Linked DNA regions of Homo sapiens: all the other regions are linked to region 2. The links are chromatin loops, found by intact Hi-C in ENCODE. Cell type or tissue: GM12878. All regions are shown on one strand.

Region 1 (8,000 bases), 760 kb after region 2:
TGTACTGAAGATTAAAATATTTAATAACTTCATTAATAATTTTCTTTTATTTTTTTAACATCTGAAGCAGATGTAGTTTACTTTCTCTTTTTCATTTCCATCAGTTATGTTTGCTTTATCTTGTTTTATCTTCATGTCAGCAGAGGTTTGTCAAATTGATTAGCTGTTTTAAAAAAATCAGCTTCTTGCTTTATTTTTCTCTCTATTGTATTTCTTATCTGAATATCTGAATGTGTTCTGCTCATCTTTATTGTTTCTTTCCTTCTACCATCTTTTTATTGTTTTATTGCTTTTTCTAGCTTTTTAAGATGACCGCTTACATTATTAGCTTATTAATTTTCAGACTTTTTCAGGTACATGCTTCTAAAACTCTTAAATGTATTTTACTCATATCTTATTTATAATTGTTTTTAATTATGTTTCTTAAATTTTAAATACAGGAGCATTTTCTAGTTATTTTGTTATTAGTTGCTGGGTACATGGCATTACAGTCATAGTGCATATGCTCCATGTGATTTTTAGCTCTTTAAAATTTGTTGAGACTCCATTTGGGGCTTGGAATGATTTATTTTTGTAAATATTCCCAAATTCCCTAATATTTTACAGGTCTTGAGAATCATATTTTGCATATGTCTTTTAGACCAAATTTGTTAGTCATATTATTTAGGTCTTCTTTATTTTTTTTTTATTTTTTGAGACGGAGTCTTGCTCTGTCACCCAGGCTGGAGTGCAGTGGCGCTATCTCAGCTCACTACAAGCTCTGCCTCCCGGATTCACGCCATTCTCCTGCCTCAGCCTCTAGAGTAGCTGGGACTACAGGCACCCGCCACCACGCCCAGCTAACTTTTTGTATTTTTAGTAGAGATGGGGTTTCACCGTGTTAGCCAGGATAGTCTCGATCTCCTGACCTCATGATCTGCCCACCTTGGCCTCCCAAAATGCTGAGATTACAGGCATGAGCCACCGCTCTAATGTTCTATCCAATTTATTATAAAATTATTCTTGAGAAATGGTATGAATTCTTACTCTGTGATTGGGAATTTATAAATGTTTTATTGTAGTTCTGACTATTTTTGCTTTGTAAATTTGAGGCCACGATATTGGATGCATACACATTTAAATTTTAATGTCTCCCTGGTGAATTGAACTTTCTATCATCACAAAATAATTTCTGCATATCTTTTTCATGATTACTTTCACCCATTATTTTATATCCATTGTAAACAGCATATACTTGGATTTTTTCAGTCAATCTGCAAATTTTTGTTTTTGAAAGATAATTTAGTTAATTTACTTTTAACGTGATTACTAACCTAAACAGACCTATTTATTTTGTGTTTTCTACTAGTCTTATGTGCTGTAGGTTTCTACTAAATTTTTTTAATTGAATATTTTTCTCTTATTTTATTTTTTCTCCACTACTAGTTTTGATGTTGAAGAATATGCATAGATAGGTATATTCTTTATTGGTTTCACTAGAAACTACAATATACACCCTTAACTTACCAATATGCAAAGTTAACTGATACTATGACCTTTGCAGAAAATACAGCATTTCTAGAACATTTTACTCCATTTATTCCCTTAGTACTTTTATACTATTGTTCTTATTTATTTCAATTATTTGGTTTTGATTTTAATCCCTCAGGATTTTATTATTACCGTATTCTATACTCACGTTCATTTAGACTAACTGACATTTTATCATTTTTTAACTTCACTTATATCCAGCAACTTGAACATGCTTCTTACGTTTGAGAAATTCGTGATTATATGAGTTTCCCCCTCATTTACAGATATCAAATAATTGTTTTCCAGCCTCCCTCACAGCCAAGTCATGGGCATGCCTACTGAAAGCAGCTATTCTGAAATACCTCTGGCTGACTTTGAATCAGAAGCTAGTGAATGAGGGAATAAGTGGGTGCAGAAAAAAAATTCCTTTTAGGTTGGGGGTCTTCACCTACATCCATAGTTTAAGGGCACCAATAGCAGTGGCACTTGAAGAACTCCCAGATCCCAGTATTGCCCAGGCTGGTCGTGCAATATTTGCTCTATGGCTACTTTTCAAACTGGACTTTTCTGATATTTGTGTGTGTGTTTACATGCCCTTAACCATAACTTCAGTAGAGTAATGTTACTAAACCTAATTAAGGACTATTTTTTGAATTACATGTAATCATCTCGATGTTTGCATTCCAGTTATATAGTTTGCATCTTATATTATAGTGTTATTTAGTACTCATTTATGACAAATTCAGTGATAGTTACCAAAGGTTTGTTAGTACCAAAAAATACTTTAACAAATTTTAATCACTTATTTAGGGAAAGCAACTTTGGAAAGGATTTCAAAACATGAATAAAAATAAAATCTATTATATATATGTGCATTTTACTCAGAATGATTAATCTGAGTATACTTCATTGCAAGCACAACCTCCTAATGATACGTTATCTTTCAAATTAGCTACAAAACAACTGCATATGAACATGTATTTTCACAAATTCTCATGTAAATGATAAATTATAATGGAACCACATAATGTGACAACTTTAAAATATAACTATGAACAATAGAAGTTGGTATCCAGAAAGCCTAATTTACAAATAAATTATAATGCCATTCTAAGTGGAAATTGTAGCCACAATTTTAAGTTATTTCAAATATAGCTCTTGTGTTTTTTCTTTCTACCTCACAATTGAGAAGAAGAGTAGATGGAGAAATAATCTAAACCATGGTGTACACATTTGTCTTTTGTATATAAGTTGTTCATATTGTTCATTTTATGTTGATTTTGGATTCTTAAAAAATAAATGATTAATCCTTTGAGCAGATTCAAATATTTAGAAATTTTGTCATTTCTTGTAAATGAAATTATTACACACACGTTTGCATAACAGAGAAATATAAAATGAAAAAGCAAATTTATTTTGCCAAAACAAATGCATATTATTGTATATACTTAAAATAAAATAAATATGATACTGGACAAATGTTAATTTGAAACCAAGATGTATCAAAATTTGTTTTAGATATATATGAATTGTAGATATTGTACCTCTCTTCCTTTCAGAAAAAGATTTAGACCTTAAAAGTTCACAAAAATTAGCAGAATATTAAACAGAGGTGATGTTTTATTTTTTCTTCTTTTGTGCACAACAGTAACAAAAAGATGTATATTGAAAAACAGAAATAAAACTTCAGAAGCAGGGAACCATACAAGCAATATAAAAATGGCTGTTCATTACAATGTGAAGAAGAGAATTGATTAAAATGTATTTGGTGTGTAATTGTGGCAAAATTAGTATTTTAACATTGAGTCACTGATCTTTCGCTGATGTCAACAGCACGATGCTCATCCTGAGAGCCCAGTTACCTATACTCCCTGGACTTATCTAGTTAACACTTTCTTTAGTTTAGTAACCTGTCAATGGAGAACAGGTGCTGTTGGCCTATTTTTGCAATAAAAGCAAGAGTATATTGCCCTCTAGTGTTGAAAAAGTTAGGAGACCAAAAGAGTGTTCAGAAATACCCATTAAAAAAATCAAATTTTTTATTTTCTCCTTTCACATAAACGTGATATACCGATAGACAGGTTATTATTTCCTAATTCTAGAAAAAAATATCAAATATAATTAACAAATCTGTTTTATGGCCTGTTATAAAAAAAGGTGACTGGATTGAGAATAAATTATTTCATTTTATTATGTTATCTTTCTGTAATTTAATTAGATCCTTTTTCACTTTAGTTTTGGCTGAGTATTTTACAACTTTAGGAAATATTCATTCCTTATAATAAATTATCTTCTATCATTATTTTGGATTTTTAAAAAATAAAAATTAGGTGTAAATATCATTTTTTAAAAATGTTTTAAAGTCAAGAACATAACTCTGTAGAATAGGTTATTCTATTGGTAGAGGTACTTTATAGGTCCTTTATAGCTGTGTTTTGTGCCTAGTAAAAATATATATTTCCTTCTCTGAAATACAAGAGAAAGGATTGAGTAGTAAAAAATTCATTAGAAAAAGTCTTCTAAAAATAACATAAAAAATTAATGATTGAGGTAGAAATGATATATTTATCATTGTATTTAAAAATAATCAGCTGAGACTTTTAAATAATACTGCAATAATACTGCATGTTACACTTAAAGTTGGTGAAGATGGTAGATCAAATTTTGTGTGCTTACCAAAATATAAAAATAAAATTAATATAAATAAATAGATAAATTCTGTGGGGACATATACCAATATTAATATAATCCAGATTTCTCCAGACCTACATATCCTGTGACTACAAATGGGGTCTGGTTGATAATCAGTAAACTTAGAGATAATTTGGTGCAATTGGTTTTCCAATTTTCAAAACTTTAGGCTTGATTCTGAGATCATTGTTCCAATAAAAAACTATTAAAACATTATAACATTGAACGTCAATTTAACTGACTTACTCAAGATTGTTACTAATCTACTGTGTGTCTAATTTAGTATTGGGTTATGCTTGAAGGAAAATAAACTAAGTAGCTTATTGTGAAAAGAGAAGCTTTTTATATAGATTAGGCTATTGAAAATGTACCCACAGTCTTCTGGGGAAGACACATAAACCAGTTATGTAAAAATGCAAAGGTATTATAAAAAAGATAAGGACAATATATTCTTCAGAGATTTAGAGGAAGAAAGACTACCAGAGACAGGCATGAATAGGAAAGGCTTGTTATTCATAAGATTATAGAATTTTATAGTTTGAAGCAAACTTACAGTTATGAAACTCACCCATTTAAAAGATCCTACATTTTTGTGCTTTTATACAGCTAGTATATGATTCTTGAAAAAAATGAAATAATATAGAAAATACAAAACAGAGACGATCAATATTTTGTTGAGCATCCTTCCAAATCTTCCCTGATGAGTGTATACATGGAAATAGAAATATAAACCATTTTATATCCTTCATTTAGAAAATGAAGAAACTGAAGTTCAGACTCCTTCCATCCACCACCTTTCCCAACAAGTGTCTGGAGAAAAGATCATTTGAGTTGTACCTTGGGGTAGAGAAAGAAGGTGAATATATTCAAGACATAAATATGGTTATTGTTGTTTTGGCATAATTGTTTTGTGCATTAAATAGCAGGAAGTTTACAAAATGCAGAAGATTCAATTCTAAATAAATCACAGTTCCTGCCTTGGTGGAAATCCATGAATAATTACTCATTTAAAATGTCTGTGTTATAGGCTGTACTATGACAGCATTGTGGAGACAGACACACTCACTAAACTAACTTCTGTAATGCCAGGGGTGACTTTTTTGAGGTAGTTTTATCCAAGCTGAATCTTTCTAAAAATGAATAAGAACTGATTAGACTTAAAGATAAAAGAGATAACCTGGGTCATTCCAGAACTGTAAATGGTTCAACACATAAAGTGCAGGAATAACAAGATGAAACAATTTATAAGAGTAAACTCTCAAAAAGCTTGACTCTGAAGCTAAAGAGAAAAATTAGGGCAGTTGCTTGGATTGGGGGCGGGAGTGGGGGTGAGAGTGACAGAAAATGTTATGAACATGGGCATGAGCTAAACTTCTTAACAAAATGATACCTGGAGTCTCCAACTAAAATAAACACAGAACCCAGAAACTAGGAAAGGTGAGGAAGTGGTAGGGACTGAAGCCATTCAGATACCTGAAGATTATAATTACAAATGAAACATTTAGAAGGTGTTTATGGTCTACAGATGAAACATTTAGATGCTGTTTATGGTCAATTACTAACAAAGCATTATACCAGTTTTTTAAAGTCCCTAGAAGAGAGAGGCTGAAGTTCTAGAAAATAGGTGGAGGCAAAAAAAAAAAAATTAACTTTAGAAGAGATATACATTATCTATGGAATCAGGAGGCAGATAAGGACAGTGAGAATTTTTCAGTTTGGGAAACATTAGTGGGAGGGAGTCAGCTTGGCTCCCTGCATAATTTTGAGCCAGTTCAACCTTCACTTTCTGTTTTTTTTGTAAAGTAGAAGATTGTGGAGCTAGGGAGAGGGACCATGTGGCTTAGAAAGTTATTGAAATCATCAAAATAGTATAAGTTGGGGAAATAGAAATAAAATAATGATGTATATTTCAAAGATGTCTCAATCACATTTCCCCTTTTATTATAACTATCATAATCTAAGTGTAAAAATAAGATAAAAATTATATTTTAAACTGTAAAAACACATTATACAGAAAAATATAGAAAGAAATAAGAATTTGTTAATGTTCATTTTATTTTTAATATTATGGGTTTTCAAAATTTATAATACTTTCAAGTATAAAATATACATAAATTTTGTTAAGAAAAAAAGCAGTTGAGTTTCTAAAACATTTTCACATCATCCTTGCTGATAAGTTACAGAAAAAAAGTTTACTTTTGAATGAAAATGGCTAATAATATTACATCTAAACAGGAAAGCATATCATGATATTATATATGATATTATATTTCCTCAGTCATCCTTTGTAGCTTCCATATAAATTGTTTATATGGAGTGAAAAAAAATCAAGATAGGAAATCGCAACATTGTTACATAGATTAGCAGATTAATGCCAACACTTTTCACATGAACTCCATTAGCATAAGCTTAAGTCAGTAACTTTAAAACCATCCACTGTCAAGGAAAAATATAAGAAAAGAAAAAAATTCTAGAGAAGAAGGGGAAATAGGAAAGGGAAGAAACAGAGAACAGATTAAAACAAAATAATTTAGATGTTTTTGCTGGTAATAAGAGAAATACTTGAATTTGCAGATGTACCTGGCAAATAGGCTCTTGATAAATGTTAATACATATATTTGCTGAATGGATGTCAGATAAATGCCTTGGCTTCTTACATAAAAGAGAAAAATAGGAGCAAATCCATGATTGAACTGAATTTTAGATAGCCTGTCTGGTTTCAGTTTGATTATAAATGTCCCATTGTAAATATTACCTCCAAATCTATACAAAATGAGACAGAGTCACAGATTTATCCCAAAGTCATCCTAAGTAAGGTCCTGAGGAAACTTTCTGAATGTCAGAAACCCTGGGGCAGATCTAAGCATTCAAAAATTGTTTAATCCTGTTTAATTCTGGTCCACACATTCTGGGCATTTGATTATTATTTTAGTAGTATAAGGGTAAAATTCAGTGATGAAATCTTAGCTATAAATATAAATACAAAGTTCCAAGCAGTGATTACCAGACCTCTCAACTTGGCCACGGATAGCATTTCTACTACTCTATCTAAATCTTATATGGCAAAGCAGAAGAAATATCCACATAAAAGTTTCTTTATTTGCAAAATCCCCATGTTTTTCTAATAAGCAAGATGAATGCATAGAAATTTGCAGTTGCTTTTAATAAATTAGACTCTTTATTTTTAAAAAATCATGTCCTTTCTTTGCTTTAGAAAATAAGAACTAAGAAAATGGTGAATAGGCACTATACATATTTCTGCAGGAAATGGTGATAAAAGAAACCGCCTGACATTTACTCTTCTATTTACTGAGTTGACTTCATAATCTTTTGAAGTATGAATGTAGCTGATAGCTCAGAGCTATGAACCTAGTATAATATTATGTTACAATATAATATTATGGTAGTAATGTTATCATTATGTTTGAAATGACACTTTTAGGAGTTTGTACTGGTAAAAATGCACACTTTGGGGACTAAAATAAATTTATATTATGTCACTGAAATCAAGAATATATGAAGTGTATGGAAGTTAGGTGATATCAACTGGTTATTTATGGGTATAGAAAAGATCATTTCTGCAGAAAATTATAAACTGGGCATACTACCTCGATTTTGATTAAATATAACAATTACTCATTACTTTGTACCTCTATTTTGAAAAATTTATGATTTATGTAGCAGTGGTTGCTACTGAAAATAATATCATAATATTTTTTGGCCTGGAAGCTGAAAGGAATTCCATGGGACCAACCATGTGATATCAACCATTTCATAGTCTCAACTACTATTTAATC
Region 2 (8,000 bases):
TATACTTATGTGATGAATCACATATATTGATCTGAGTATGTTGAACCAACCTTTCATTCTGGGGATGAAGCCTGCTTGATTGTAGTAGATTAGCTTTTTAATGTGATGCAGGGTTCAGTTTGAAAGTATTTTGTTGATGATTTTTGCACTGATGTTCATCAAGGATATTGGCATGAAGTTTTCTTTTTTCTGTTGTGTCTCTGCCAGGTGTGGTATCAGGATGATGCTGGCCTCATAGGATGAGTTGGGAATGGATCTCTCCTTCTCAATTTTTTGGAGTAGCTTTAGTAAGAATGGTAACAGCTCTTCTTTGTACATCTGGTAAAATTCATCTCTGAATCCATCAGGTCCTGGGCTTTTTCCTTCTTTTTTTCTTTTTTTTTAGTAGACTTTTACTGATTTAATTTCAGAGCTCATTATTGGTCTGTTCAGGTTATTGATTTATTCCTGGTTCAGTCTTGGGAGGCTGTGTTTCCAGGAACTTATTCTACTATTTTGGTCTTCTAGTTTGTGTGTAAGAGGTATTTCTATTTGTTTTTGATTATTATTTTTTATTTCTCTGGCGTCGGTAGTAACATTCTCTTTGGTATTTCTAATTATGTTTATTTGGATATTCTCTCTTTTCTTCTTTTTTTGTCTGCTAGCAGTCTATCTTATTAAGTTTTTCAAAAAACGAACTTGAGATTTGTTGATCTTTTGAATTGTATTTGTGTGTTGATTTCCTTCAGTTCAGCTCTAATTTTGGTTATTTCTTGTCTTCTGCTAGCTTTGGAGTTCATTTGTTCTTGCTTCTCTAATTATTTCAGTTGTGATGTTAAGTTGTTAATTGGAGATTTTTCTAAGTTTTTGATGTGGGCATTTAGTGCCATAAAATTTCTTATTAACGTTCCCTTAGCTGTGAACAAGATTGTTGTTGTATCCCTTGTTCTCATTAGCTTCTAATAACTTCTACATGTTGTATCTTTATTCTCATTAGTTTCAAATAACTTCTTCATTTCTGCCTTAATTTTATTATTCACCAAAAGTCATTCAGGAGTATGATGTTTAATTTCCATGTAATTGCATGGTTTTGAATGATTTTCTTAGTCTTGACCTCTATTTTTACTGTGCTGTGGTCTGAGTGTGTTTGGCATGATTTAGGTTCTTTTGCATTTGCTGAGAAATGTATTATGTTCAATTATGTGGTCGATTTGAAAGTATGTGTCATGTTGCGATGAGAAGAACATATATTTTGTTAGTTTTGGGTTGAGAGTTCTGGAGAGGTCTATCAGATCCATTTGGTTCAATGTTGAGTTCAGGTCCAGAATATCTTTGTTAATTTTCAGTCTCAATGATCTATCTAATACTGTCTGTCAGTGGAGTGTTGAAGTCTCCCACCATTATTGTATGGAAGTCTATGTCTCTTTGTGGGTCTGTAAGAACTTTTTTAATCAATCTGGGTGCTTTCGTGCTGAGTACATATATATTTAGGATAGTTAGTTCTTCCTGTTGAATTTATTCCCTTACCATTATGCATCTCCCTTCCTTTGTCTTTTTTTTTTTTAATCTCTGTTGATTTGAAATCTGTTTTGTCTGAAATTAGGATGGCAGCCTCTGCTTTTTTTCTGTTTTCATTTGCTTGGTGGATTTTTCTCCGTCCCTTTAGTTTTAGCCTATAGGTGTCATTATGTGTGAAATGGGTCTCTGGAAGACAGCTTACCATTGGGTCTTGCATTTTATCCAGGCTGCCACTGTGTGCCTTTTAAGTGGTACATTTAGCCCATATACATTCAAGGTTAGTATTGATATGTGTGGATTTGATCCTGTCATTGTGTTGTTAGCTGGTTATTTTGCTGGCTTCTTTGTGTGGTTGCTTTATTGTGTCATTGGTCTGTGTATTTAACTGTGTTTCTTTACCATCTATTAGCAGTCTGTCCTCTCCATATTTAGTGCACCTTTCAAAATCTCTTCTAAGTCAGGTCTGGTGGTAACAAACTCCCTCAACATTTGCTTATCTGAAAAGGATCTTATTTCTCCTTTGCTTAGGAAGCTTAGTTTGACTGGATATAAAATTTTTTGTTGAAGATTTTTTCTTTTAAGAATGTTGAATGCAGAACCCTGATCTCTTCTCGCTTCTAGCTTGTGAGGTTTCAGCAGAGAGATCTGCTGTTAACCTGATGCGGCTCCCCTTGTAGGTGACCTGACCTTTCTCTCTAGCTACCTTTAACATTCTTTCTTTCATTTAACCTTGGAACATCTGACAAATATGTGTCTTGTGGATGAACTTCTTATGTAGAATCTTGCAAAAGTTCTCTACATTTTCCAAAGTTGACTGTTGGCATCTCTAGAAAGGTTGGGAAATCTTTCATGGACGACATCCTAAAATATGTTTTCCAAGTTGTGTGCTTTCTACCCTCCCCGACCCTTTCAGGGATGCCAGTTATTTGTTTATTTGGCCTCTTTTCATAGTCCCATACTTTTAATAAATTTCGTTCATTTATTTTCATTCTTTTTTCTTTGTTTTTGTCTGACTGTCATATTTCAGAGAGCCAGTCTTCAAGTTCTGGTATTCTTTCCTCAGCTTGGTTTATTTTGCTGTTAATACTTGTTTTTGAATTGTGAAATTCTTGTGTTATTCAACTCTGTCAGATATGCTAGGTTCTTTTTTATACCAGCTGTTTCATCCTTTAACTCCTGTATTATTGCATTGTGATTCTTAGTTTCCTTGGATTACGTTTTGCCATTATCTTGAATCTTGATCATCTTTGCTCCAATTCATAGTTTGAATTCTATTTCTGTCACTTCAGACAGCTCAGCTTGGCTCAGAACTCTTGTTGGAGAACTGGCATGGTCATTTGGAGGACATATGACACTATGGCCATTTGAGTTACCAAAGTTTTGTGTTGGTTCTTTCTCATCTCTTCATGTGAGTGTTCCTTTAACTGCAGTTTAGACTGAGTACAGACAATATACTTCTTTTCTGAATGTTTTCACAGGGCCAAGGTTTTGTGCAGGGTCTTTATTTGAAGCTGAATTCTTGTCTTTGGTTTCAGAAGGGGGTATATTAATGAGATATTTTTGGTGTTGAGAAGCTTTGGGGTCTGATCCACTAGGTGGCGCTTAGGCACATTAGTCAGTTGGTAGACTCTTGCTTGGCTGTGGAGCTCTCTTATGTTTTCTAACAGTTGCAGCCAGGTTCTCGCTCAATGCTCTGAAAGTGTGAGCCGCCCTCCCCGTTGAGTTCTGGCTGTATATCGCAGCTTGGCACTCCTTGGCTGCCCATTGCAGCTCTGGGGCAATCTCAGTGTTTATGTTTCCTTCTCAACTTGGAGGCAGCAGAGGCAGGGACCTTAGTAGTGGTTGTGGGCAATGGTCTCTTGCTTGTTTCTTGGGGGCTCTACCTCAGAGAAATGCAAGTCAGCAATTTCTCAGTGCAGTCCAGAAGAGAAGGTCTGTGTGGGCCCAAGCCAGGAGTTCCATGTGTAGTGATGATCAGGATGGTGGGCAGGGGGAGGGGTAGGACCCATTAGAGACAGACTGGCCTTCTCTCCTTGGGTCCACTGCAGCTAGTTGGGGGTATGGATAAAGCACTTAGAGTCTTTGCTGCTTTGTTACTCCGAGGGTAGCAAATGCAGTCCCACTGCAATTGCAGTGGCAGAGAAGCTTTTAGTTGCCTCTAGGGGCTCTGTCCTGGGAGCTGCAGAGCTGCTACTGGCTCAATAGCTCTGACAAGGAATGACTGGAGGCCCAGGCCTGGAGGACCTGCCCAGTGAGAATATGTAGGAACAGGAACCCACATAACAGTCTGACCAATTTTCCACAGGGCTGCTGTGGTATGCTGGGGGCCTGCTCCAGTCCCTAATCACTTCAGATTTTCAAGTACCTAGAGATATCAACAGTGAAGACTTTGAAATAGTAAAAATGGCAGCCTGCCCCTCCTTTTGGGAGCTCCATCCCAGCAAGGTATGAACCTGTTGCCAGACTAAACACACCTGTCGAAGGTGGTTGAAGACCCCACCCAGTTAGGTCAGGTTAGGTGATCCCACCCAGTGAGGAGAAACAGGATCAGGGACCTGCTTTAAAAAGCACTGTAGCTGTGTTCTCATAGAGCAGTTGTGCTGTGCTGAGGGTTCACTTCAGCCCCTGGTCACCTTGGACACTCCAATGCCCAAAGGCCAGAATGGCTAAGTCCCCCAAACAGCAAAGATAGCAGCCTGCCCCTTTCTCTGGGACTTCCATCCCAGGGTGGTTTGAAACCTCTGTTGGCTAGAGACCACCGGTGAGGGTAGCTGGAGACTCTACTTGGGAGGTTTCACCCAGGAGGAGAAATAAGATTGGGAACATGCTTTAAAAAGCAGTCTGGTGACTTTTTCATACAGCAGCTGTGCTAGGATAGGGCCCACTCTAGCCCCAGGTCAGCTTAGACTCTCCAACGTTTGAAGGCTGAGACAGCTAAGTCAGCCAAACAGCAAATACAGTGGCTTACCCCCTCCCCCAGGGAACTCCATCTCAGGGAGGTGCAATGATGCTACTCGGGGCTGGCTGAATTTCAAACCAGTGGGTTTTATCTTGTGAGGTGCCATGGAATCAGGGCCTGCAGACTGTCGCTGCTCAGTCCCCTGGTTTTAGCCCTTTTCGTAGGGTTATGTATGGAGGTCTAACTTCCCACTTTGCCAGATTTTGCAGGTACTTTTGCTGGAAATCCCCAAAAAACTGAGTGTCTGAGGCTGCCCAGTCTCTGTGTATGTGTGTGTGCCTGAGCAGCTGCTCTGCTGAGACTGCAGGTAGCTGTGTGTGTCAGACTGAAAGCCCTGGTGGAATGGGTTCACAAGGGGATCTCCTGATCCTAGGGTTGCAAGGATCCATGGGAGAAGCATGGATTCCTGAAGTTGCACATTCACTCACTGCTTCTCTGGGTGGGGGAGGTTCCCCTGGTTCCATGCTGCTCCCAAGTGGGTCGTTATCCTGATTTTCTTCATTCTCCATGGGTTGAATTGCTTCCTTGATTAGTCCCAATGACTACTATATTGGGACTAATTTCCATTGAAGGTGCTATATTGACTCGCTGTTGAAGGTTCTATATTGACTCGCTCCTTTCGTTCCTCTCTATGAGAGCCACTAGCAGCTTCTCGTTGGTCATCTTGGGGACCTTCCATTGATTTTTATTAATATCTGCAATATATTGAGACTTGCATTCTAATACCAAGCCTAGACTTTAGTAGCACTTTAATAGTGCATGAACTTCAGGAAATTTCTATCTGTTCCCAAAGTTGAAAAATGGAATTTAACAACATTGCCCATTGTAGTGTAGAGACCTCACATGCATGCATGCACACACAAACATGCACACATACACACACACACACACATACATATTTAACCATTTTTTTTTCATTTTTTGGACAATGTTGTTAAACTGAGACATATTTACATTTTGGGGAGTTTATTTCAGTATTCAGTGATTCATAAATTGGGCAACATCAGACTGCAAGTGGTTTAGCACTTTGCTGGGGAAGAAGGTGGCAAGAGACAGACTTTTATAAGGTTTTCATGGAAGCAAGATAAATAAAACATGTTTGCTTAGCGTAGAAAATATCTAGTTAGGGTTTAATTGGAAGCTTGTGAGTGATAAAGTCTCTAGTTTTATTTTACTCTTTAGGCCATCTCAGCCTTAATAACCGAATATACATGTATTTTTAACAATGGTAAAACATGCTTTTGAATTATAAATTTTTAAAATTGGCTTAAAATGTATGTACTCATGTCCAATCATGATGGAGTTACATGTATTGGACTAAGTCTTCCAAAGAAAACAACTATAAAATTTGCATAACATGCATTAATACAAAACCATTATTTAAAGGCATTAAGAAAAAAGTACCATAGGTAGGACTTGAATGGAACCATAGCAGCAAATAACAGAAGATGAAAAATTTTAGTAGAGACCTAAAATCCTATGAAAGAGGTTAAGTAGGAGTTCTAAAAAAAAATCAATGTAATATAACTAAGATTAAGAATTTAAAAACTGGGTGTAGTAGTGAATTAGATACATCAGAATAGAGATTTATAAAACTGGAAGACAATTCAATACAGAAATATTTACACTTAAGTACAGAGAAAAGGAGAAAAAAGATAAAAATATAAGAACCAGCATAGGGAACATTAGACAACTGTGATACATTTATTTAGAGTTATAGTAAGAGAGGAGACAGATTGGGACAAAAACATAATTCAAAAATAATGATGGAGAATTTTATGATGAATTAAAATCTTCCAACCACATATTTAAGAAGTTTTATCAACACCAAGCGGAATGGAAACAAACTGAAGACACAACTGCTAAAAATTGGAGACAAAAATAAAAGTTTATAAACAGTCATTGAGTAACTGGGGTAAGGAATGGTGGTAAGACTTGAGAAGGAGCAACTTATGAGTTAACAGGAATTATAAAAAATAGAAAACAATAAAATGGCACAATTAAGTTTTCAAAAGGAAAACCAATCCAGATTTCAAAACTCATCATAAATATCATTCAAATGTAAAGATATATACCTATAAAGAAAAATATCTGATAGAATTTGTCACCAGCAATTTTTCAGACAAGAGTAAATTTGATGTAAATTAATAAGCCAAGCAAACATCGTATATTCTATAGGTTAGCCAATAAAAGTGTAGGATAATAATATGTAACTTAAAAATACTGTATATCTCTTAATTCTCTCTCTTAGATATCTTTTGTAATTTCAGAATCTACCTATTATACCTTGATTTATTTTCCTGTTTTTTTATATTACATTTTCCTGTGTTCTGTTTTCTGGCTATTTACCTGCTCTGTTTTAGTCACAAGTTTATTTCTAAGATTTGTCTACTTTGTTCTGCAGTTCATCCAATTAAATAAAATTTTCTTGTTTAAGTATGCAATTTAAGGAGTTTTGCAAAGTTATACACCTATGTTATTGGTGACACAAACAACATATAGAATATTTCCATCAATCTAAAAATTTTTGTTTTATTACTGATTAGTTCATTTCTCTCATTCTGCTTCTAAGTACACTCAACTAACAATCTTTTTGTCACTATAGACTATATATTTTATTTTTAGAGTTTTGAATAAATAGAATCATACACTAAATAATTGTATAAGGTTTATTTCTCTTAGCATGATGCCTCTGGGGTTCTTCTATGTTGTGAACATTAGTATTTATTTCCTTTTTAAGATGAAATTTATTTAGTATATGATTACAACACAAATTATTTGTCCAAATATTCTGTCAATAGGTATTTAGATTGTTTTCAATTTGGGGCTGTCATTAATAAAACTGCTGTGCACGTGTCAAAGCTTTTGTGGAGACATGTTTTCTTTCAACTATTTAGTAATACAATTGCTAAGTCATATGGTAAATAAGTGTTCTATTTTCTGAAGTACTGCCAAAGTTGAGAGTGAAAGTGGACAGTCATTAGTATGCAGTATCACTTTTTTGCTGCCAATGTTGTCTGTTCCTGCACTGACATCTACCACTTTTGGAAAAATGGCAAACATGAAGCATGGTATACAGCATGTCTATAAACATACTGGGATGTGGTATTATGCTTCAAGCCAATTCTAATTCATTCTTATCTTTTAATTATTTCTTAGAATTCATAGTGAAATAAAATATTTATTTTAGCTGTTATATTTTTTTGAATTTGTATTTTATAATTAATGTCATTTCAAAGATGTAGTACAGGAATCTATAACACCTATTAAGTCTCTATCATATATAACCTAGTTAATTTTACTGACACACACAAAAAAATCTATGGAATAACTAACCATATAATTTAATGCAAAACACTGTAATGGTTAAACTGTTTTAAAACATTATACTAATACATTAAGTAAAGTTGTAAATATTTATATGGAGACTAGCATATTCTCTTTATTGGCATATTTAAATTATTTTACAATAAAGGGGCATTATAAAAATGTAGAAGATTGTATATCTTCATATTAAAGAAATGTTTATAACTTATATGTATTA
Region 3 (8,000 bases), 310 kb after region 2:
AACAATGGCATTCATTATTTATATGTGTCTATGTGGATATATGCATGGATATTTAGGTACAGTTATGAATATAAGTATGACTACAGATCCATATATGGCAAACAAGGTATTAATCTGTGGATATAAAAACCTCAGGATGATCCAAAGCTATCATATTTTACAACCGCAGGCATATATTTACCTAAGTTCATGGTACCTTCTGAAATTATTCTATAGCTTTATCCCATCAGGAATACACTCCAGCACTCTCTACGTTTTCTGTCTCACCTACAGAAAAAAAAAAAAAGGCTAGGGAACACTTGTGCAGGTTACAACCCAGGGAAACTGGCCCCCTAACAGACGCAGATTTAATCATAAAATTATAGAATGCTGCCTCTATAATAACAGTGGATTATAGTTGAAATAGCTGCAAGACACAGTCCACCTTTTATAAGTGTATATAAGGAATCCAAAAGTCAAGAGTGAAGGCATAAACAAGGATTCTGAAGGATGTTGAAGCCTCCGATACCTATAACCAAAATAAACATTTATTACAGAACAAATCCTATCCAGATTAACATGAATTCTCATAACAAAGACCTATTTACCCTGCTTCCATTTGCTCATTTGCCATGTCTGGTGTTCAAAAAACATTTTATTAAATGCCAAAAGGCAAAAAAAAAAAAACCCTCTGAAAAGACAAAGAACTAATCATAACTAACCTCATATATGACACAGATATTATAATTAACAGACAAGATAGGTAAAAAAAAAACCTGACTCCTGTCAAAAGCCTAAATGGAAAAGTCAATTAATATGCCAGAATAGATAGATAATATAAGCAGAAAGATGGAATCTCCAAGATAGAATCAAAAGCAAATGCTGGAAATCACAAACACTGAAGCAGGACCTAAGAATGCCTTTGATGTACTTACCAGTTGACATAATATGGCCAAGAAAAGCCATGTCAATAGAAACTTAACTGTTTCTATTTCCCAAACTGAAATGAAAGAAAAAAAAGAATACAATATCGAAGACAGAACAATTATGAATGTGTAACATATGTATAATTAGATTACCAGCAGCAGAAAGGAAAAGAAGCAAAAAATCTATTTGAATAATAATGATAATTATCAACAATTAATTATAGACATCAAACTACAGATCCAGGAAGCTCAGAGGACACAAAGTAGAATTAATGCCAAACCCTCTACATCTAGGTGTATCATATTTAAACTGCAGAAAACCAGAAAAGAAAATATCTTGACAGAAGTCAGATATAATTAAATCAACCTACCGTTAGAGGAATAAAAGAAATTGTCATTGTTCTACAAAACACTGTTCAATGTGAAGCACTGTCCAAAGCCCCGTTTACCTAAACATTTCACGGACAAGTGTGGGATTTCTTGAATTTAAATCTGATTCTGAGCCCCCAATACCTAGTGTAAAGGAATTCAAAAAATAAGCCTTTATTAAAATATCTTCCCTTCAGGTAGAAGGCTAACAACAAAGACATGGCTTCTGTTTTTTTCTATAGCGAACTTATGGTTGCTACTTTTGGTACTCCCAAATGACCATGGTCTGCATAAGCACTGAAAGATAAACAGCTCTACTCTTCTGTATCAGCATTCAGCAGGAGTATTTTTACTTTCTCTAGATTCTCATTAGTGGCATTTCAATCTCTTCCTCCTCTTCCAACATGCAAGCATGCCTGTGTGCAAGTGTATACACACACACACACACACAAATTTTACTAACCTACCACAGGTACTGCAACTGAACAGGTCCCTGCCAATCAGGAAACCCATCCGCACTCTCAAATCTCATCTCTCTGCATCTTGGGGAACTTCATTAAACTCAAAGCATCAGTACTTCTCAATACATCTTTTCCTCCTCTATACTTTGATGAATTATTGTCAATGAGCCAATGGCTTTTACTATATACAAGCTTGGTTGAGGATAATCTTCAGGGGTGCCATTAACTTCTTTGAGACTCTGAAACATAAAGTCCATTAATATACCTTAAGACAAATGAGGCCCAAACAATACAAAAAAAGTTTGTTCATTCTACTTATGTGTTTTTCCTGAGATTCTCCTCCAGCCACCAGAACAAAGAAATTAATACAATACAGTGTCCCATTACGTTCATATTTCCCTAGCTAGCAGAAGTATATGCTCAAAGAATATCAGGAGCTGATCAGATTGAAAGGGTTATTGACTCCAATCCTCTCATTTCATAGATGAAGAAACAAAGCCTCAAAATAGTTAAAGGACTTCTCAAGGTCACACAATAAGTTAATTCCAGAAATCTCTTGGTGAAATGCTTTTTTAAAATGTCCATTCATTTATGTTTGTAGCATATTGTTACATAAATTATTCAAAAGAGTTGGATAGTGTTTTATATAATTAAGTAATTAAGAGAAGTTAAGTCAGGGTAAAGTCTAATAATATAATAAGGTGTTTCCTTACTTAAATAGCTTATTTTTGAAAAAAACTGTGTGATTGTGATATGTCAAATTCATTTTCAGGTAGTATGTCAAAATTCATTTTCAGGGTATGTTGAGTTCATGAAAACTAAATTTCAAAGTAATTCACAAAAATTTACTTTTTTTACTTGCTTTAAAGTGGAATAGAACATAGTCTACATTTAAGTTCTGTTCAATCGGTATCAACCAAATTAACATTTCAGCAACTTTCAAATCACCCCTGGCAACTCTGGCAAAACGTGGTTTATTAGGTCAGGAACATATGCATGTATATAGTTGAGAGGTTTCACTCATATACGTGTGTGTATGTATTTATACACTTTGCTTCTTCTGAAGGAAAAAAGGGAGACTTTAAATAATTTTGAAATATAATCTCAGTGAACTTAGAGCTTGATTGACAGGTTAATAAATATTTCAATATTTAATGGATTACTGAAAAAATAGGTCATCATGATTATATAGAATTTTCTTACCTCACCTTTACTTCTAGAAACTGTTTTTCTATTTTTATCAGCACAATGTGTGGTAAATACAATAGCACAATATTAAACTTTGCAATAAATAAAATACTAATGAAACAAAATAACCTGAGTATGAAGTAGTTTGTAAAAACTAAAGTCATGAATCAAATGCAATTGGTTCAAATAACAATTAAAGGTATTGAGTCCTGTATTTAGTTGCTCAGGAAAAAAAAAAACTGTTAACGTTCCTGCCAATATCTAGTTAATAAAATTAATAGATTAATAAAGTTTGTTTAATGTTACTACCATTTCCTATTGGTTTCTTCTTTTTTCTTTTTTCTATTTACAGTTATTACATACGAAAAATTATACTGGTTTTTGAATAATTGTCTTTGTATGGTTCAAATCAGTTTCAAATCTTCCTTCTCTATACTGACTTCAGTGCAAGTAAATTACCTTAAAGTAGAAATGTCTTTTCTTAGACATAAAACCATCTAATTTAACTTATTTAACCATTAGACATTTTTATAATTTAAAATACTTTATGCAATAATTTATGCCAGAAGGTGGCACCAAAAGACTCAACTTTAAAATCCCTTTATTAATAAGTGCATTCCTTTATTCTATTTCTAAAGGCAGAAAAATAGCATTGGAAGAGTCGATTAAAATGATAAAGACAATACGTACATTTTGAGGTTGTATGGGGCACTGACCAGGAATACTTATTTTTGAGTTCAGATATAACACAGCAGTAATAATTCTAACAGTTTATGCTCATTTTACAAATTTATATGCATTTCTGAGCTTCTTAAAAATGGAAGCTTACAGATTATCAAGTGGATGTTTCTCATAACAAGAGAAAACAGCATATATTCTCTCCCAGTAAAGTATGTTTCTGATATGTGTTTTACATTTCCATCATGAAACTTAGGCCATTTTAGTTAGTTTTCTAACTTTAAAGATAGATCCAATGTCAGATTAAGGGCAAAAAATTTCCAAGCTTCATTAGTATTATCAATAATATATCATTCCTTTTCATTTGCTTTTATCTTGAGCAGTAGGTAAATTCAATAATGGGAGCTCAAGCTCCGGTATCAAAATGTGTGATTTTGAGTTCTTGTTCTGCCATATTCGTAGCTGTGTAACATTGGGAAATTTAAATAAATCTCTTACCACCTCTTACTCTCTGTGTCTCTTTCTCTGTTTAAATTTAATTTGTTAAGCTTACTTTGTGATAAGGTGGTAAAGTTGCATTAGAATTTAAATAAGATATACACATAAATTGCTTAAACAGTTCCTGGCAATTAGTAAACATTCAAACATATTTTGCATTAATAATGTTATTTTTTAAAAAGTTTTCTCTTTTGATAGTTACCTCTAAAGATTCCTTAGTCTTAAATTTCCAAATAATAAAACTCCTTGGAGTTTGGTTTAGTTGGGAATCATAAAAGGAAACATTTATCTGATGAATCATTCAGTACAAAAAATATACCAATTTTTAACTTTTTTATAAAACTGCCAGAAATATCAAGTAGTAAATATTTTACCCTATTGGTACAAAGAATGTTTTGAAAATATGTGTATCTGAGCACTTCTTTATAAAACAGAAAAGGGAAAAAATATATTGAATAAATACAATTTAGGCAATGAAAGTGCATATGAGATTTAAAAAACAAAACTATTCTGCTAAATCAGGCAAAAAAGAGCAAATTTAGTAAAAGAAGTCATACTTAATAATGAGTTAACATGCCACATGAGTAACGCTGTTACTAAATTTTATCCACACACATGTATATGACATACATATTTATATTTTGGGGTGGTAACTGATGTGTGTCTGCTATAAAACCATAGCACATTTATCTTTGGGGCACAAATACAAAAAATTGAAACTGAAAAACCAGGTGAATATGCTATAATAAGATACAAAATCTACTTCATTTCTAAATAAAATTATAGCTATTCTATGCAATGAAAATAATGTGTGCCCAATTAGTTACTTAGTCACTGTTTGCAAAACGAAGGCCTACAGAAGTAGCCAAAATGAAAACAGTCTAATTTTCTCATTGTTTTATCTCAGAAAGAATTATTTTATTTTGCCTCAATAAAAATGGATGTTAATAAAGGAGTAGATAAATGACAGGAACTACATACATTCTAACTACAAAGAACCTGAGAACAATTTCTACAGCAAAAACATAGTGATTTCTAACCTAAGGAAACTATCACCTCCTCAATCTTTCTCTCTGTTCTAGAAAATTCTAAATTCAACACATCTTTATTACTATAACATAGAAAACCAAAGGTTATAGTTGATTATTATATTACTTATAAGCCAAGTTTATAGTGTCTTCATTTTTATCCATAACACAATAGAATCTGAATTAGGCTAATCTCAAGAGGTATTTAGATTCATTTCAGATAAATATTTAAATTGGTTTTGGAAGCTTCTTGAAACTGTCACATTATTCTTCCACATTATAAATTACAGGAGGTTTGCACATGTGCACATGTAAATGTTTAGAATACACTTTCCTATACGCCTCTCAAATATTTTAAAATATTTTAATATCCTTTATAGTTTCATAAAAATCTTACTAACCTCTGCCTTTAACATTATTTTTTTACTATAAAGTAAAAATTTTCAAGCTTATTTCTTAACATCTACATTTCAGTTGGTCGTGGATGTACCTCAGTTTTAAGAAAGCAGAAAAGGCGTTGAAGATTTTTGATGAAAGGTAAACTTCTTTTCAAAGCAAGATTCACCTTACTTTTCTAAACTTGCAATGTTTGTTGGTGGTGGTAGATTCCTGGGTGCTAGCTGGATGTTTGCCATATTTTTGTTTTGTTCTGAATTTAATGCAAACAAAATGCTAACATATTACGTTAAAAATTCCAGTTTATGGAGTATTTCCTAGATACAGAGACATGTAATAAATTTTAAATCATTGAACTGATGTCAACCTTCACAACGGTTGCATTAATATAAATGTTTGATCCCATTTATCAGATAAAAACACCTGAAACTGAGAGAATGTAAACAATCTAAAGTCATAAAGATGATAAGAAGAAGTAGACAAAGAATTTATGAGCGGAATTGAGTGATATCAAATAATATATTCATAAAGCACACTACTAAAATATCTTGATCTGTTAGATATTGCTCTATTCTCTTTTCAAATATAAATTCCTGTTTATGGGTCTGATTCATGAACAAGATATTAGAATACCAGTTCTCAATACTGTTCTAAATTTAATAAGGGAGTTCAAATAATCAAAGATACTTCCTATTCATACCATAGACAAAACTAAAGGGAAGAGTAAAAACAAAAGTGCATTAAGTTATTTAGTTGAATAATCGGATATAATAACCAATTCCATTGATTATAAGTCAGACTCAAAAAGTTGCTCAACAATATAGATGCCTTATTTTCTTTTTCCATTCACTATGTATTAAAATAATTGTCTTGTTCAGGTTAAAATGAGATGTTAGTTACTATTATAAAGATATTTTATTTCTGTATCAATTGCCCTAAATGCTGCAATTTTAATGATTAAAGTTTTACCTAATTTTTGTATTTTACCAAATTTGTTAATATATAATTTACATAGGATAAACTGTTTATAAAGCATTCAATTGAAATTATACAACATTTCTATCTTCTTAAAAGCTTCCTCATATCCTTCTGCTATCTATCCTTCCTATACTATTGCATGTCAATCATAAGAAAAATAACATGATTTTAAATAGGAATGAAATATTTGCACAGTTCTCATACACATAGAATATTTCCACACTTCATACATACACTTCACATACACATAAATGATCAAAAAGCACATGGGAATATAATTATTATTATCATCAGAAAAATGCAAATTAAAAATAAAATACAACACACTATAATTGTGAAAATTAAAAAGAACTATAATAATGTTGTGGAACAAATGAAACACTTTAGCTATTTTAAAATTTGTAAATAATTAGGTATATTCCATTAGTTTTTCTCTTTATTGTTTAACATGTAAATTATTTGTTATATTTCTGCTCATATTTGTGGTACAAATGAGTCAACATTTTGTCATGTCTGTATATTGTCATTCAGAGAAAAACAGCATAAAGTCAATTATTATGTTCTACTGTTTGGTTTTGGCTTTTTATTTCAGAAAGACCATATGAACTTACATGATACAACTGAAAAAGTATATGAATGTGTATATATACATAGGTAAATAGAGAAGCATAGATAGGTATAATGAAAGATATCTTACTCTAAGGGTAAGGACATAAAGGCTAAAATATCTTCTCAATTTTTGACTACTTTTTATTTTTATGTCTCTTGATTATAAGTTTCTTTACATATTATCACACTCTTCAAATTCATTTTATACATTTTTTTAAAGTCCTCTTTCTGTCACCTATACAGACTCTTCTGCTCAACAACTCTAAGAAATAGACAAGGTGCTGTTTTTTTGTTTATTTTCATTATTTTCTAGGAAATGTTTAGGTATTTTAGTGAATTCAAGGTTTTAAGCATCACATCTGCATATATAGCTCCAACCTTACTTAAGAGCAGAGATGCACAATTCAATTGGATTGAACCAAATTCTAAACTCTAAAGCTGGCCGGGTGGGGTGGTTCACGCCTGTAATCCCAGCACTTTGGGAGGCTGAGGTAGGTGGATCACCTGAGGTCAGAAGTTTGAGACCAGCCTGGCCAACATGGTGAAATGTCTCTACTAAAAACCAAAAATTAGCCAGGCGTGGTGGCACACACCTGTAATCCCAGCCACTCAGGAGGCCGAGGCAGGAGAATTGCTTGAACATGGTAGGCATCGGTTGCAGTGAGTGGAGATCGTGCCATTGTACTCCAGCCTGGGCAACAAGAGTGAAACTCCATCTCAAAAAAAAAAAAAAAATTCTAATGCAAAATCTTCTTCTATGTTTGCTAAACAAAATTCTGATCTGCTAACTAGTATATCCTAAAAAATTAGTAAATTTATTTTTCACTTATAAAATATCAATATTTAAATTATTATTGTTATTGTGATTGTTATCAAGATTACAAACTTTA

What was found. Hi-C counts contacts between places; a loop is a spot of excess contacts. Peaks named below come from ENCODE experiments on the same cell type or tissue, not always from the same donor. Only the 100,000 strongest peaks of a DNase experiment are listed, where the experiment ranks them.
Region 1: it touches region 2 in a loop (8-fold over the local background); 13 of 110 quality-filtered maps call a loop at or near these places.
Region 3: it touches region 2 in a loop (4-fold over the local background); 4 of 110 quality-filtered maps call a loop at or near these places.

Annotation. Positions count from the first base shown.
Region 1 is chr4:115,086,169-115,094,168 of GRCh38, reverse strand. The region is part of intron 1 of NDST4 (N-deacetylase and N-sulfotransferase 4); the gene reads left to right. Among named protein-coding and RNA genes, the nearest start is that of NDST4, 23 kb to the left of the region's middle. In GM12878, a CTCF peak has its summit at 3,487 (motif pointing left); a DNase peak (open chromatin) is centred at 3,417.
Region 2 is chr4:115,847,770-115,855,769 of GRCh38, reverse strand. No RefSeq gene overlaps it. Among named protein-coding and RNA genes, the nearest start is that of MIR1973, 450 kb to the left of the region's middle. In GM12878, a CTCF peak has its summit at 3,093 (motif pointing right); DNase peaks (open chromatin) are centred at 3,139 and 4,709; H3K27ac peaks cover 528 bases.
Region 3 is chr4:115,533,098-115,541,097 of GRCh38, reverse strand. No RefSeq gene overlaps it. Among named protein-coding and RNA genes, the nearest start is that of NDST4, 420 kb to the right of the region's middle. In GM12878, no CTCF peak of the experiment used is centred here; no DNase peak of the experiment used is centred here.